Regions from separate parts of the Homo sapiens genome. Here region 2 is linked to region 1. The links are chromatin loops, found by intact Hi-C in ENCODE. Cell type or tissue: IMR-90. All regions are shown on one strand. Each heading gives the region's core, and the rest is flanking DNA. Links, peaks and the distances in the headings are about the cores only. Region 1 overlaps CTNNA1 (catenin alpha 1). Region 2 overlaps CTNNA1 (catenin alpha 1).

Region 1 (8,471 bases), core at 2,546-5,045:
TCAAGTGATTCTCCTGCCTCAGCCTCCTGAGTAGCTGGGATTACAGGCGCCCGCTACCACGCCCGGCTAATTTTTGTATTTTTAGTAGAGATGGGGTTTCACCATGTTGACCAGGCTGGTCTTGAACTCCTGACCTCAGGTGATCAACCTGCCTTGGCCTCCCAAAATGCTGGTATTACAGACATGAGCCACTGCACCAGGCCTGTTTTGAAGAGGAATATTGGATATATAGAACCAAAGACTGTTGGGCACCAATTCCATTTGGTCATTCTCTCAAAACTGCCATTAGGGCTTTTTGTAATGTCATAATTTGGAAACATAAGGAAGATATTTCCTTTGAGTTACTTTATGCTGAAATAACATCTGGTCAGTAAATATCCTACAAGTATTACTTTCAGATGTTTTGAAATGATTGGCCTCCTGCTCTGGTTTTAACCCCAGTTGAAGACACTTTAATGTTTGCAGTTTATAATAATCTACCAAGTTGAATACAGTGTGACATCGTATTTCAAGGCTTCCTTAAGGGCTAACCGTCCTTTAAATTTAACACTGGAACATATTAGCCTGAATTACTTCTCCTTGCTTTGAGAGAGAATTACTGGTTTTATAGATTCAAACATGAAAGTCATCTTCTAGGAGTGAAAAGATTAATGTTTTGGCTTGCCCTTGCTCTTGTGTCTGTAAGAATATTGCTTACTATTTCCTGGTATAAAATGACCTGAGATATTTTATTAGAAAAATTATACCGGCCGGGGCAACATGGCAAAACTCTATCTCTATAAAAATATTAAGAATTAGCCGAGCATGGTGGCACACACCTGTAGTTCCAGCTACTCGGGAGGCTGAGGTAAGAGGAGAGCCTGAGCCCGGGAAGTTGAGGCTGCAGTGAGCCATGATGGCACCACTGCACTCCAGCCTGGGAAACAGAATGAGACTTCATTTTTCACACAAAGACCAGTAATACTGAACTGTAATCTTTTAAGCTCATACTAATAAACACACTTGTTGCCAGGAGCAGAGCATATTGTTTATGTTACTTTGAAGATTCTGTATTTTTGCTGAAAAATAGCCGAAGCCACTGTATATAGGAAAATTGTTTGTTTTCTAAAATTGGCCATTAATATATACTATTTAGTGATTTCTGTTGTGATAAAGGATCCTCTCACCTCCCTCACCTTTTCAAAACTGGTTTTTCTTATGCCGTTAAAGTTTTTCAGTTAAGGAAACAGACTCAAGGCTCTAACCCATTTATGCCAGAGGTTGCAAATTTTTTGTTGTGGAAAATCAGACCTTGATGATGACCTTGAGCAGTAGGATATAAATAGCTCCCAGAAGCTTAGCGTTGCAGTAATGGAACACCAGGCCTAAATGGGTTAAGAAATTTGTTTGAGTTTTCTTTTTCAAAGCAATATTAAATGTTGTAGCGTTCAGATAAAAATCCAATTTTAAAATTAAAATTTCTAATCATGGCAGTTAAAAAACACCTGACACCATTGGCCACCTCTTACTTGCTTTCTACAGGGCTTTCATATTGGCCAACTGTAGAGGTTAAAAATCAAACTACTCTTTTCAACTAGGTTTTTCTATCCAATGCTCCATTAACCATTTTCTTAAAACCACTCTGAACCTGGAATTACACTAATTTGGGGGTTATGTTAATAAACAGCAATAATTGTATATTTTGGATTTAAGGTATTGATCAAGTGTGAATTATCCTTAACCCTCAAGATTTGAACAGATATGAAAGTTGGTTTAGGAGGAATGGTTACATACAAGATAATTCCTTACAGAGTGAGATGTATGATTTGTTTAAAAACATTCCAGCAGAAAAACCAATGGAAAGGTGATAAATGAAACAAGAAAGCAGAAAGTTGATGATTTTTAAAGTTTGGTAATGGTTAAGTGAGGGAGTTCATTTAGTATTCTCAATCCTTTTGGTGGTTATGTTAGAAAAAACTCATAATAATTTTTTTTTTTAAAGGACATGTCATCACCATGATGGTTAGTTGAGTAGGTGTTAGCATGTTAGATGTCTGAGAGCACAGTCCTTGCCATATGTACACCCTTCGGAGGGCATTTGCATGCTTTGCAACCCCTGGAAGGCCTTGTTTTATCCCACTCAGTCCTCTTCTCACTCTCCATTTTATAGGCTGGCTGGTGCCTATGCTGATTCTTAAGCCAATTAGATTCTCTTGGGGATTTGTATGGGTAAATAATGGGAAAATGATGCAATTAGTAATGGAAACTGAAAAAGGAAATGATGCCATTATGTAGAGCCAGGGTCATAGGGGTCTTGACAAAGTGAACTTATGGCTGAGTAGCAGCTATGAATTAGATAGGCAGCAAAGAGGGTGAGAATGGGTCAGGCATTTGAGATTGGAGAATGGGATAGCCAGCTAAGAGGAGTGTCCTGGGCTTCCTGTATGGCCGCTTCTAGGGGCAGTGGCCCAGCTGTACTTGGGTTCTTCTGTATATGTGTCCTTGAAGTAAAACCCTTTGTCACTGTATTCAATTTGGGTTTCTGGATTCCCCCAAAAGGAGTCTACTGTAGTTACTGAACAGTGCAGAATTTTCTTGGCTAAATTAAAAGTAAGCACTTTTTTTAGAAGGTCAAAAGTGATCATTGCCTATTCATCTAGGCATTCCATTGTGCAATTCTTAAGGCTTTTTTTGGAGACTTGGCCCTTCCCCAAGTAATTTAATTTTTCTTTTTAAACCAAAGTGGAAGCAAGTTTGTGGAAAGCAAAGGAATAAAGAATGGCCACTCCATAGGCAGAGCATTTTAAAAATTTAAAAATTTTTAAAATTTTAAAAATAAAAGTAGAGATGGGGTTTTGCTGTGTTGCTCAGGCTGGTCTCACATTCCTGGACTCAAGCGATCCACCTGCCTCGGCATGCCCAAGTGCTGGGATTATAGACACAAGCCACCGCACCTGGCCCCAGAGTCATATTTTTAAAGTTCTGTCTTGTATAGTACGAAACCTTTTGTCTCTTAGCTGCTTGACTTTTATATAATTTAGTAGTGATGTTTACATTGTTCACTAGACTTTGATTGAATTGAATTTAATAAATGGCAGTAATCAGGTGTTTTTTGGTGGAGGGGTTAGCTTGCTGTCTTCAGGTTTCCTATGCTTGAGAATTTGCCTCAACACAATTTTAGGTGGCTGTAACACTATTTTGTTGGCCAGTATAATTTTAGATTCCTCACTTTGGTTGTTGGTTGTTAAAAGACATAGGGAGCTTTGTTTGACTCTAAATCTACCATTGTCTGTCTCTTTCCTTTTCTTTGGTGTTCTTTTTTAGGGGACGAAAGTAAGAATTGAGAAGATCTGGCTTAGATAATGCTAGTAATGGAGATTTTAAAAAATTACCTATTATTTTATTATTATAAAGCACTAGAGCAAGTATAGAATTATGTATAGTAAGTAGGATATACAAAGAAAGAAAAGATTGGCATTCATTGGCTCTGGGGAGTGGGCTAAGGTTAAAACAAAGATTTAGAGTCAAAAATTAATTAGTGTGCAGGAGACAGCAAACCTCTTGGCTTGGTGGGAATGAAAAACTATTTAATAAGCATAACTGGCTAGAAGCAGTCTTCTTTCCCCATTAGTAGGTGGCTCACTGACATTGTCCTAGGTGTTTGAAATGTTTGTTTTTCTCCCTTTAATTTGCTCCTGTGTATAAAGTTACTGCCGAAGGAGCCAGGACTGAATCAGACTTGAGCAATACGGGGCTTGTGGAAAGAGATGTTTTGATCATATTGTTATTTTTGTGTCATAAAATCTTAGATTGGCAACTTTCTTCTAGGGTGGATTTAGCCTTTGATACATTTTCTTAGGCCCACGAAAATGAGCTGCTAAAGTAGAAATGAATAAAACTATTCGGTTTAGCCTCTAGACAGTGACACATTAAGGACTAATGACTGCCAAAAGGAAATGTCAAACACTAAGCTAGTCTACTTTCTTTGGCAGCTGAGAATCCGGTGAATCAACAGTTTTAGGGGGTGTATATTTAATGTGGGTGGAGGAAGAAAGTGTCTAACATTCTTTAAGGCCCTGTTCAGCAAAGTTGGAATTGGAGCCTGATTCTACCTTTCTAAACACAAGAAAGTCACATGCTATAGAATGAGGGTGGTTACTGTTTGTCACGTAGATAGTATCGACTAAGACATTTTAAAATGTGTTTACAGGCTTTGTCTTTATTTTCATTTAATTGTTGGTAGGTGCGAAGCAGCATGCATTTGTGTGTGAGAGGGACATACTTCAGAGTTTTGATTGCCTTGGTCCCCCTTTTCATAAACAGGAATTATCTGAAGAGTCTTGTGGAAGAGAATGGATAAAACTGTGATCCTTGAGGCATAAGGAGCAAATTTAGACTGAATTTCTACTAAATTACTGTTAAGAAAAGGACAACAAATTTAGAGCTTTTAAGCTTATAACCGAGTATGATTGCCATGTCCTGGGTACTTGATTGCCATGTCCTGGGTACTTAACAGTTTAGCACTTAAATATTCACATATAGATATAGGGTCAGGGAATGATAGCTAAAGGGTACAGGTTTTTTTTGTTTTTTTGTTTTTTGTTTTTTTGAGACAGATTCTCGCTGTCTGGCCCAGGCTGGAGTGAAGTGGCGCGATCACGGCTCACTGCAACCTCCGCCCCCTAGGTTCAAGCGATTCTCCTGCCTCAGCCTCCCAAGTAGCTGGGATTACAAGCGCCCACCACCACGCCCGGCTAATTTTCATACTTTTAGAGACAGGGTCTAATTTTCATACTTTTAGAGACAGGGTTTCACCATCTTGGCCAGGCTGGTCTTGAACTCCTGGCCTCAGGTGATCCACCCTCCTCGGCCTCTCAAAGTGCTGGGATTACAGGCGCGAGCCACTGCGCCTGGCCCAAGGGTACTGGGTTTCTTTAGGAGATGATAAAATGCTCTAAAATTGACTGTAGTAATGGTTGTACATATCTGTGAATAAACCAAAAAAACATTAAATTGTACACTATCAATGGGTGAATTTTAGGTGACCTATATCAGTATATAATCTGTATCAGTAGATAATTATCTTATATATTTGTAAAATTATTTAAAGATATTTACATGCGTTTCACATGTCAGTTTGCTAATGATGTGATATGTATTTTAAATTATATTTCCTGTAGGAGTTCAGGCAATTTGTTCATCTTACATGAAGTAAAGAGTATTTTTCCCATTTTGAAACACGGCCTGTGTCTGTTATTGCCACCAGAATTACATGGTCTACATTAAATCCTATATTGTGTACACTGTTGACCTCTTTAATCTTCTGACTTTGTATGGGACAAACTAATGGCCTACAATTTTCTGTGACTATTTCATTTAAATTATACAAATGTTGAATGAAGGATTGCTGAATTAAAAATAGTTAAAAAAAAACCCCTCAAATTATACTGAACAGGTGTCATTTCAAGCTGAGTGTTTTTCATTTGGGGGCAGGGTGTCTTCTCTCTGAAAAAGTGTTAGATCTCTACATTATGTACATTGTTAGCCCTTAAAGATTTTTGAATGGTTTGGATTATTAGAAGATTCTGCATATAATCACCTAGAATTTGATTATACAGCTCTGAGAACTATGAAAAGGAACTAATTTTTCTATTAATTACATGTTTGGATTATTATTTGCAGTCAGAGCTTTGGGGTTGGGTATTTTGGTTGAAATATTGGCACTCTTAAATACATGGTAGTATCTGAAAGCTTTGTTCTAGGCCCACTTGAAGGAATTGCAAAAAAAGATGTAGCAGAAGTTTTAAGTGAAGTGGTTTGTTTTAGCAACATTAACTTATTTACTTAAAAATAGGTTTTTACTTTTTTGCTTCTATTGGGTAGTACTTGTAGTTCAACAGCATGGATTTTCACCTTTTGGAGGGAAGAGGAGACTGACAACATTCCTTTTTAAAGCCGGCGTAGTCCCTCCCTCCCTGTCTCCTTCCCTGTCTCCCTCCCTCTGTTTTTTTAGAGATAGGGGTCTGGTTACATTGTCCAAGCTGGTCTCGAACTACTGGGCTCAAGTGATCCTCCTGCCTCAGCCTCCCAGAGTGCTGAGATTAGAGGCATGAGTGGCAGGCCGATGTCATAATTTCTTAGTCAAAGTATTAGTTGAAGAATTCAAATATAATGTCCCCTGTCCACTTTTTATTGTTGCTTTATTCGGGGGATATTTACTTTCCTTTTGAAAAGAAAATTCTTGAAGAGAAACCTGATGGTGGGATTTCAGGCACTGTGGCAGGAAGTAAGAAAGATGTGTTACGGTAGAGGTGGTCACCCTTAGATCAGTGTGGGCAGTTGCTTGTGGGGCATATTTTGGGGGAGGGGCATTTCTCTCTAAATTGATGTACTAGGAGATAGAGCATATTTTTGCTGCCCCAAGTAAACTTTTGATGCATTACAAAAAGGAAACATTTGGGCAACTCCCATTTCTGTTGCTTTGGAGCTTAATAGTCATTAAGTTTGTGTTTCTTTATGTGGTACTGAGTAAAAGCTGAAAGTAGCAGAGATTGTATAGGCCAGTATATCTTTTGTTAGTTTTGAACTTGTTGGGAGCACTTATAATTACCTGTGTTTCTAGAGATAAATCAAGTGGCACCTCTGTTTCTTTAAGTTCTTCTTTACCTAGCTGAGATTCAGGGGTCTTGCTTCTTGGGTAATAAATTCTACCTAATTTGAAGCTTTGCTTTCCTTCCAGAGATGTTTGAACTACATTTACTAATGCATATATGCTGTTGGCATAAAGATAAATTTGTTATTGAAGGGATTTTCTATGGAGAGACTGTTCTAGTCTTGACAGCTGCACTGAGCATGAAAAGTTACCTAAGCTTTCCCAAGTCTATGTTTCCTCAACTGGGAACTGGGGATGATAATGGTGCCTATGCACCCATCATGGTTGCAAGTGTATAGAAAAGAGTCATGTAAGGCACAACCACTGCTGTTAATACTAGTGTTACTATTAACATTGCTATAACTAATAATTTATATTTGAATTGTTCACACTTTAAGTCCTCTTTTTTTTGTTTGTTTGTTTTTTTAGCTCTTCTGATTTCCAGTAGTTTCATAGAGCCATTGCATTTATCATTCTCCTCCAAGAGCTTAGTTCTCTCTCTGCTCCCCCTTTTCTTCTCTCTTCTTTTACAGTCATGGTCAAATACATTTGGAGAATTTTCCCTTTTACATGTGTATTCTGATAATAATGTCTAAAGACTGTGTCCCTGTTGACTGTGCTGCATAGCTTATTTTATTGCTCTCCATTTGTCTTAACTGTCTTGCCTGAAGTTGGTAGCTTTATTCCTAGATTCATAATATGCTCTCTTTACTATTAAAATGTGCATTTTGATTGGGCCTGGCATACTTTTTTTTGAGATAGAGTCTCTCTCTGTCGCCCAGGCTGGAGTGCAGTGGCGTGAGCTTGGTTCACTGCAACCTCCACTTCCTGGGTTCAAGTGATTTCCTGCCTCAGCCTCCTGAGTAGCTGGGATTACAGGTATGCACCATCATACCCAGCTAATTTTTGTATTTTTAGTAGAGACAAGGTTTCACCATGTTGGTCAGACTGGTCTCGAACTCCTGACCTCATGATATGCCTGCCTCGGCCTCCCAAATTGCTGGGATTACAGGCGTGAGCCACCTTGCCCTGCCTGGCATACTTCTTTATTGTTAATTCTGAGTTATCTGGCATGGGGAAGCATGGCTCTGATCGTCAGTGTTCATTCTCTGAATTGAGTTTTGTATAGGCATCTCTGTATAAAATTTCTTGATTATTCTTTCCTACTGGTTTTGGCTTTATTTGGTGATTGCATTTGAAGTAGACTGTTTATTTGAATACTGTAACTATTCATGTAGTTTCATGTTCATTTTTTATAAGTTGTATTTCCTCTCTATTTTTTTTTAAAATTAGCACTAGAGGAAAAAGCTATTATGAATAGGGTTTTGTTGTTTTTGTTTTAACAAACCCACTATCTCATTGTTTAAGAGAATTTACACACCCTAGAACTGGTTGAATAATTAACCAAAAACAGTAAACCTAGGCATAGCCTATGTATTTAAAAAACAAAAACAAAAACAAAGACGGTAGGACAGGCAGTGTGAGGTCTAGAAGTTCTCTTTCCCTTTCATGTTATAACATTCTCTGTCTTTAGAGCTCTTAAACCTCTGAAGAGAAAAATCTTATTAGGAAAATCTTTATAGTTAAGCAGGGCTGACTTTGAAGTGAGGCACGTGCGCTGGCTGGTATCATCACTCCACTTCAGGAGATGTGAACAGTTGCCATCAGATGTTATCTATGAACTTACTCATTGGATTAATGGTTATTTGCTTCAGAAAACTAAAGAGTAATAGGAGAGCAATTCATTTGCTGGCTTTCATAGGGTTCTTGTTTTGAAAAAGGTCTGTTGTTGAACTGAGATCCTTACAGTTGCATTTCCTTATACCTGATAAAAAGTTTT
Region 2 (8,471 bases), core at 2,437-4,936, 48 kb before region 1:
TTAACTTGAGCAGGAAAAGCAAAATATAAATTCTGAAAAATCATTAGCTGGTTGTCATCTGGGAATTTTATGTCTTAAAGTTGTCTGCCTGACTTAAACTATAAGTCTTTAGGGCAGAGGCTATATTTTCTTTGACTTGGGATGTTTCAAGGATGCTGTCTGCTTCTGGATCACTACCCTTGTGTGAGCATATGCTGCTTTGCAGAGACTTGTGTTCTGCTGTAGCCAGCTTGGAATTGAGGAAAGAAGAGTGAAGTTATTACATTCTAATGTCATTTTGAAGTGGTTCATTTTTTCCCCTTTTATTAAAAAGTCTGTCCTGTTAAGCTCACAAAAATAAATAACACTAACCAGGATAATAATATTTATGAGTTACAGTGGGTAATATTACTGCCTTAATATATTTGTACAGTCAGTGTAGCTGAGGAAGTTATTTTAGGTATTAAAATTTTAGTTTTGGCATGACTTCAACCATGATGTTGCAGTAACATGATTTCTACTAGTTAATTTCTTAAGAAAGTGATTCCAAGTTGAAATGCATGTTATGCATTTATTTGAATGTGTAATCAGGAAGTAAGTGCCTCTCTTTGGAGTGTTTCTGAATAGCAGCAGGGCACACTTGAATTAGTAAGGAAAATGAGAACATGAATATGTGTGTTACTTTATTTTAACTTTTTTTTAAATCCATTCTGTCTGTCAACTGGAAAAAGAAATTTCAAAGCTTCTTTCCTTACCCTCAGGGGATGGGGAAGGGGGGGAAGTTAAGAGGTTTTCTAGGCTTGCTCTGATTCAGATGGGCTTATAGTATTTAAATAACTTCATATTAAATGTTTATTTCCTGGGTTGATTTTTTTTTTTTTTTTTTTTTTTAAGACGGAGTCTTGCTCTGTCGCCCAGGCTGAAGTGCAGTGGTGCAATCTCGGCTCACTGCAACCTCCGCCTCCCGGGTTCAAGTGATTCTCCTGCCTCAGCCTCCCAAGTAGCTGGGATTGCCAGCACCCGCCACCATGCCTGGCTAATTTTGTATTTTTAGTAGAGACAGGGTTTTGGCATGTTGGCCAGGCTGGTCTTGAACTCCTGACCTCAGGTGATCGGCCTGCCTTGGCCTCCCAAAGTGCTGGGATTACAGGCATGAGCCACTGGGCCTGGCCTCTTTTCTTTCAAAAGATAAACAGTTGTGTGGATTTAAAAAAAAAACAAAAAAACAACTGCATCCCAGAAAGTTCTCTTAAGGCATCTGTCAGGGATTCTTTGAGTTATTCTCAGTTTATCTGTACTTACAGGGATATCATCTAGGGGTCTGTTTTTACCAAATATCCCTCCTTGATAAATGGAAGGCTTGATTGAGAAGATTAAAGTGTGTTATTCAGGATCATCCTCATGTCATAGGGCACGTGGGTTATGCCAAATATATACTACCATTTGGTTCCTTCTTATAAGGGCTGTGTTATGAAGTCTATTATTCTTTGCATCTGTATTGCCAATTTGCATCTATATTGACAAGTGTGGAAAACATTTTATTACCAGATCATAGAAAATGAATTAAAATTTGGCTGGGTGGGAGTGGTGGGACATGGAGATGGGATGGGGTAGGAAACATATATTAACTTTGGATTATCTTGAAGTTAGGAGATAATTTTGTGAAGTCTTGGTCCTGTTATTTTATTATGTTGTAAAATGAAAGTTGGTGGAATAACAGATGAAAATAGTTATCAGGCCCACGCCTGTAATTCCAGCACTTTGGGAGGCTGAGGCAGGTAGATCACCTGAGGTCAGGAGTTCGAGACCAGCCTGACCAACATGGTGAAACTCTGTCTCTACTGAAAATACAAAAATTAGCCAGATGTGGTAGCACTCACCTGTAGCCCCATCTACTCAAGTGGCTGAGGTGGGAGAATCACTTGAACTCGGGAGGTGAAGCTTGCAATAAGCCAAGGTTGCGCCACTGCACACCACCACCACCCTAGGTGAAGGAGTGAGACTCTCAAAAAAAAAAAAAAAAAAAAAAAGAGCTGGCCAGTCATGGTGGCTCATGCCTGTAATCCCAGCACTTTGGGAGGCCGAGGTGGGTGGATCACGAGGTCAGGGGTTTGAGACCAGCCTGACCAACATGGTGAGACCCCGTCTACTAAAAATATAAAAATTAGCTGGGCGTGTTGGCGCACATCTGTAATCCCAGCTACTCTGGAGGCTGAGGCAGGAGAATTGCTTGAACTCAGGAGGCGGAGATTGCAGTGAGCCGAGATTGTGCCACGGCACTCCAGCCTGGGCGACAGCGAGACTCTGTCTCAGAAAAAAAAAAGAAAAAAGAAAAAAGCTATCACTTGTTGGTGAGATCCCTTAATCAAATCAGATGTATTTAAGAGAATTTGGTATAAAGTAGGTTTATCAGTAGGTTTTGGAGCTAAAGCACCAAAAAGTAACTTTCAAGAGTTAGGAATCTCATGGTAGGGAAGTTTTGGGCATTCATTAAATCCAGGGCTGGATGTTTTTTACTCTGTAAAACACTGTGTAAAAAGATGCCAAGCTGTTAAGTACAGGGCAGTTTTATTATAGGCTTGCCTGTGATGTTGGTTACTTTCTCTCTTTTTTTTTTCTTCCTCTAGTTCTACTCCCTGGGTAGAATTAAAAACGGTTTTAAAATGAGCGTTAATTTTCTGCAGTGAACATGTGTTTTGATAGTAAGAGCAAAAAGAAAAAAAATGAAAACTTACAATTTTGTATCCTAGAGATGAAACTAATGGTTAACATTTTTGTCCTAAATGCTTTCCAGTTTGTCTTCTGTGAATATGCTCACGTGGGTAGAGATATGTTGGGTTTGATTATGTCATTTGCTTTTTTTCATTTAATGGATCCTGAACATCTTTCTGTAATATTAAGTATTCTTCTACAACATAATTTTTAATGGCTGAACACTATCCTCTAGAGAGTAATATGATTTAAGAACATTATTTTATACCAGCAAACTAAAGACTTCTCTTTAATACTGTTATGTCAAGAGTTTTATTCACTTTTCACATTTTCAAAGGAGTATAGTATTAATAAATAGTTACAATCCTAGTTTTTTACTTTAAAGACTGAAGGCTCCTATTGTTAAGAAGTATGTATCGGCTGGGTGCGGTGGCTCATGCCTGTAATCCCAGCACTTTGGGAGGCCAAGGCAGGCGGATAATGAGGTCAGGAGATCGAGACCACGGTGAAACCCCATCTCTACTAAAAATACAAAAAATTAGCCAGGCGCGGTGGCGGGCACCTGTAGTCCCAGCTACTGGGGAGGCTAAGGCAGGAGAATGGCGTGAACCCGGGAGGTGGAGCTTGCAGTGAGCCTAGATCGCGCCACTGCACTCCAGCCTGAGCGACTGAGCGAGACTCCGTCTCAAAAAAAAAAAAAAAAGTAGTAGGTATCTGAGAAGAAATAAAAGGTTTTAGATAGTTAAAATCATTTTGAGATAAAGAGAACAAAGTTACTTGAGCAAGGTTATCTGGGAAATCAGTGGGAGAAGGGAGAGTTGGAATTCCAAGTATGCTCATGAAACTGATCCTGAAATGAGTAATTTGAACATGTTTAAGATAGTTGATGGTGTCTAACTCTTCTCCTGGAAGCTTTTGTCATTTTAGCGCAGGGCTGTTTTTGCTGGTTTGCAGAAGCATATTCAGGTGGATGTCTTTAAAATCTCTTTTCTCTTTTGGATTTGGCAGTTGATAACAAACAATATGCTCCTGTAAAATGTTCTGTTTAAGAAATGCCTACCTAAGGTCTGTGTAACCATTGAATCTTCTTCCCTGCAGCAACTCTACAGAAAATTTTAAAAATGAGATTGGGGCTACAGATACCCATTTATTTTACCACTTGGCTTACTCTTATTTTGGATAAAACCCCTCTAGTTAGCTGACTTTATAAGCTTTTACAGAAAGATTTTGTAATATGTGCAAGTTTTACTTTTTCATTTTTGCATGAACTAGCAGCCATGGGATTTTTATACTTCAGAAAAAAGAAAATTTGAAGCCTGAGTTTTATTATCATACACACAAACTAAAGATATTGGCATTTTTATCATTTAAAAACTTTTTTTATATAAAAGTATATTCACTATAGAAAGTAAAAATAAACAATAAACAATCACCCATCAGGCTGTACCACCTTATGATTAAGCTCTGTCGATATTTTGGTATGTGTTGGTTGTAGTGTTTACCATCCCATCCCTTTCCCAGGACATAAACACATTGTGATCTCCATTCTCACTGTGCAGTACAGATTGTTATATATCTGCTATTTAAAGTGGAAATGAAAATCATTTCCATTAATGAAGATACCTGGGTGGGGGCAGATTGTATAATTTATCGAAGATAAGCTGTGTTTCTCTACTGGGCTGGCAAAAATATTTTTTCTGGACCTTAAAGGTAGAAAGGTTCTGGTGAAGAAGCTATTTAAAAGTATCCTTAGTATTATTTTGGGGAAGGAGATATAACTTTGCCCTATTTATTGAGGTTTTTGGAGGACTTTTACAGGCAGTAGAGATGTTTCCATAGCTGGATTTCTGAGCCATTACGTTGTGGTTGGGAACCTTTCTTTTGTAGTATACTGTAGAATTTTGGGATGTGACACTGTAAATGGGATAGATGAGGAAGATGACCAGTTCCTGAGAACTGGAAGGAATCCCAGCTTGACTTGAGAACTTCTTTAAAACAAAATGAAACAAAACAAAACAAAAAAACTGCTAAAAAAAAAATTTAAAAAAAGCAGTTGGAAAAACGTAAGGCACAGCAAGCTTTGGTTGTAGCTATTAGCACAAAAGGAACAATTATTACTACTTTCTGCACTATAGACAGTGGAGTGAAGGAAGCTCCCCTCATCCTTTACAGCTTCAGCATTTAAAATTAAAAGCTAACATTTCCTCTGTCCTTTAGGAAACTTGGTATCATGACTTTATTTCTAAAAAGGTAAGAAACAGCTGGTGTGTGGATAATGACATGTTCTAAATAGGTTTAAAAACTGGAAAAAGTAGATGGAAAAATAGAAGGGGGCACAGAAGTATTTGTTGAGCTTTGCATATATTATTTCATTTAATTTTCAAAACAACTGAGTAAGGTATGGGAGATGTGTACTCATTTTACAGAAAAGAAAACAGCTAGAGATAAAACAACCCAAAGTAACACAGCTGCCAAATATCGAAGCTGGATTTAGACCCAGTTCCAATACCTTATTTCATCTACACCAAGTAGTGTTCTGGGAGAGAAGTAGTTATATTCATTAACATTACTTCATAGCATTCTTTGTTTTAAAGGAGCAATGTAACAGGTTCAGGTTAAAACAAACAAGCCTTTTGTTTTTTTTATCCATCACCCAAATATTTTCCAAGCCTATCCTTTCCCCGTAACTTTATAAAGTTTGGTTGCTTTCAGGGGAATTTACTCATGATATTTGATGCTTCAAAAACTTCTTGATTTTGTCTTCTCCTAATAAAGAATTGTGGGTTTTTTTGTTTGTTTGTTTACTTTATAATTGCCCATTGTCTTTGTTTTAAACTCCAGAGGAACTTATTTTATTCCCAGCTCAGGAGAGAACATCAGGGGATGACAGATTTTATTTCATGGCAGATGGTACAGTAGTATTGAGCTCTCTTAAGTTTCATCTCCTTTGTTAGTAGATGTAGTGTAGTTGACTGGAAACAGCTGGGACAAAGTCAGGTTTTACAACCGTGCGATCTTGGATATAGTTCCTGTCTACCTCAGTTTCCCCAGTTTGCCCTTTTGTGTGCAGAGAGCACTTTTGATATCTTATAAATTTAAACTAACAGGTATCTTTTTAAATTTTTAATTTTTTTTATTAAAAAAAATTTTTTTTGAGATGGAGTCTTACTCTGTCACCCAGGCCACTGTGCCTGGCTAATTTTTGTATTATTATTTTTTAGTAGTTCTGGTCTTGAACCTCTGATCTCAAGTAATCCCCTACCCTCAGCCTCCCAAAGTGCTGAGCCATCGTGCCCAGCCTTCTGCCACATTTTGTTTTTTTAGACAGAGTTTCGCTCTTGTTGCCCAGGCTGGAGTGCAATGGCGTGACCTCGGTTCACTGCAACCTCTGCCTTCCGGGTTCAGGCAATTCTCCTGCCTCTGCCTCCTGAGTAGGTGGGATTACAGGCATGTGCCACCACGCCTGGCTAATTTTGTACTTTTAGTAGAGATGGGGTTTTGCCATGTTGGTCAGACTGGTCTCGAACTCCTGACTTCAGGTGATCCACCCACCTCGGCCTTCCAAAGTGCTGGGATTACAGGCGTGACCACCATACCTGGCCATCTTTTTTTATTTTTAGAGTTCTTTTAAGAGACATGAGAGATGGAGGAAAAAAAAGTTGTTGATTCCTTTTTACAATTTTTTTAAGCAAGGTTTTGAGCATGGGTTCTTTTTACATTTAATTTTGAAATGAAACTTATTAAACATCTCAAGTTAGTCTTAGTGTCATTTTTTTTTTTTTTGTAAGGATGACCATTCAGAAGTTTGAGGACCTCATTTTTAGCTGGGGGCTTATTTATATACTTGTTTATAGTTTTGCTGATGGAGAAAGTGTGAATATTTTAACCCATTATACAGTGTGTTTCTGATGTATTTTTTCATTACTAATACTTTATGTTAGCCATGAAATTAAGGATTTGTCATTAGGGCTGTGAGCTAAAATAAATTAGAGTAGATGTAGATGTATGTATGTATGTATGTATGTATGTATGTATGTGTGTGTGTATGTGTGTATTTAGAGACAGAGTCTTGCTCTGTCGCCCAGTCTGGAGTGCAGTGGTGCCATCTCGGCTCACTGCAACCTCTGCCTCCTGGGTTCAATCGATTCTCGTGTCTCAGCCTCTCCAGTAGCTGGGATTACAAGTGCTCGCCACCACACCCAGCTAAATTTAGTATTTTTAGTAGAGACGGGGTTTTGCCATGTTGGCCAGGCTGGTTTTGAACTCCTGATAAATGAATTCAGCAGACCACTGTAAAAAAAGAAAATCCATGAAGCTGTAGCTGCTACAGCAGCAAGCATGAAAACCCCTGCACTTTTTATGAAAATAATTTTATCTTGTCAACACAAGATAAAATGCAGCTTCTGTGTGGGTGCAGGGCTGCTATAAGAAAGGCATACCTATAGACTAGTAAGATTCGAGAAAAAGCAAAGTCATTATATGACAATTTAAAGCAAAAGGGAGGTGAAAGATCTAGAGTTGAAGAATTTAATGCCAGCAAGGGATGGTTTGATACTTTAAGAGAGATGTGGCTTTAAAAATGTCAAGATAACAGGGGAAGCAGCTTCTGCTGACCAAGAGAAGGGTTCCCAAATGCCATTAAAAAGTGCAGCAGAAGGCCAGGTGCAGTGGCTCACACCTGTAATCCCAGCACTTTGGGAGGCCAAGGCAGGCAGATCACCTGAGGTCAGGAGTTCGAGACCAGCCTGACCAACATGGAGAAACCCTGTCTCTATTGAAAAAAAAAGAATAGAAAAATTAGCCAGGCATGGTGGCGCATGCCTGTAATCCGAGCTATTCGGGAGGCTGAGGCAGGAGAATCACTTGAACCTGGGAGACGGAGGTTGCAGTGAGCTGAGATCGCGCCACTGCATTCCAGCCTGGGCAACAAGAGCAAAACTCCGTCTAAAAAAAAAAAGTGCAACAGAAGGGTGGGCACGGTGGCTCATGCCTGCAACCACAGCTGCAGACTTCAATTCACAGTATGTATCAGGCAGTTCGGCTTTTTCTTACAATGTCATGACTTTTCTTTACCTCTTGGTAGTACTTCCAGCATCACTAGTGGCACTTTGTATTAGCTTCATGGTGTTTCTCAATGTTTTGAGTGTTGTACTAAACATGATGAATGAGAACTACGAATGATCACTTTTCACTGTCATGCAATTTACTGGCTGTGAACTGCTCAGGTGGAGATGATTAGCATCGCATGCAGATGCATCATATGGCATTTTAAGTGGATATTCACAATACTTGACCATACTGCAATAGCAATAGGAGATGGCTACAAAATTATTACAGTAGTACAGTGTGTACTACAATTAATTTTATGTTTGATTATATTTCCCTTGACTGCGAATGGCACCATGTACGGCCTGTGTTTGTGTGCATAAGTTTTGATTGGTTAACTTTCTGTGATAGGTTTGTGTATATTTATGGTAGTACATGATAAAATAGGCTAGTATCTACAGATATTTTATGCATTCATGATATACCTAACTTTCTCTTAATTTTTTGGTACTTCTGGATTACATGATGAGTTTTTTTCAAATTGTTGCAAATCTCTGAAACAATTTTCAATATGCTTATTGAACAAAATCCACGTATAAATAAACCCATGCAATTCAAACCCAAACTGTGTTGTTCAAGGGTGGCTGTACAAACTTCGCTGCTAGCTTTTAAGTGTACAAATAGCTGCATAAATAACCGATGTGCATCATGACCAGTCATGTCACTTCTTTCAA

What was found. A loop is a pair of places that touch in the nucleus more often than their neighbours do. Peaks named below come from ENCODE experiments on the same cell type or tissue, not always from the same donor. Only the 100,000 strongest peaks of a DNase experiment are listed, where the experiment ranks them.
Region 2: a loop joins it to region 1, with 2.2 times the contacts of the local background. A loop is called at or near these places in 1 of 110 quality-filtered maps.

The regions. Positions count from the first base shown.
Region 1 is chr5:138,841,357-138,849,827 of GRCh38, forward strand. All of the region lies in intron 7 of CTNNA1 (catenin alpha 1), which reads left to right. Among named protein-coding and RNA genes, the nearest start is that of LRRTM2, 30 kb to the right of the region's middle. In IMR-90, for the core only: no CTCF peak of the experiment used is centred there; a DNase peak (open chromatin) is centred at 3,995; H3K27ac peaks cover 638 bases.
Region 2 is chr5:138,793,166-138,801,636 of GRCh38, forward strand. The region is part of intron 3 of CTNNA1 (catenin alpha 1); the gene reads left to right. Among named protein-coding and RNA genes, the nearest start is that of CTNNA1-AS1, 43 kb to the left of the region's middle. In IMR-90, for the core only: no CTCF peak of the experiment used is centred there; a DNase peak (open chromatin) is centred at 3,526.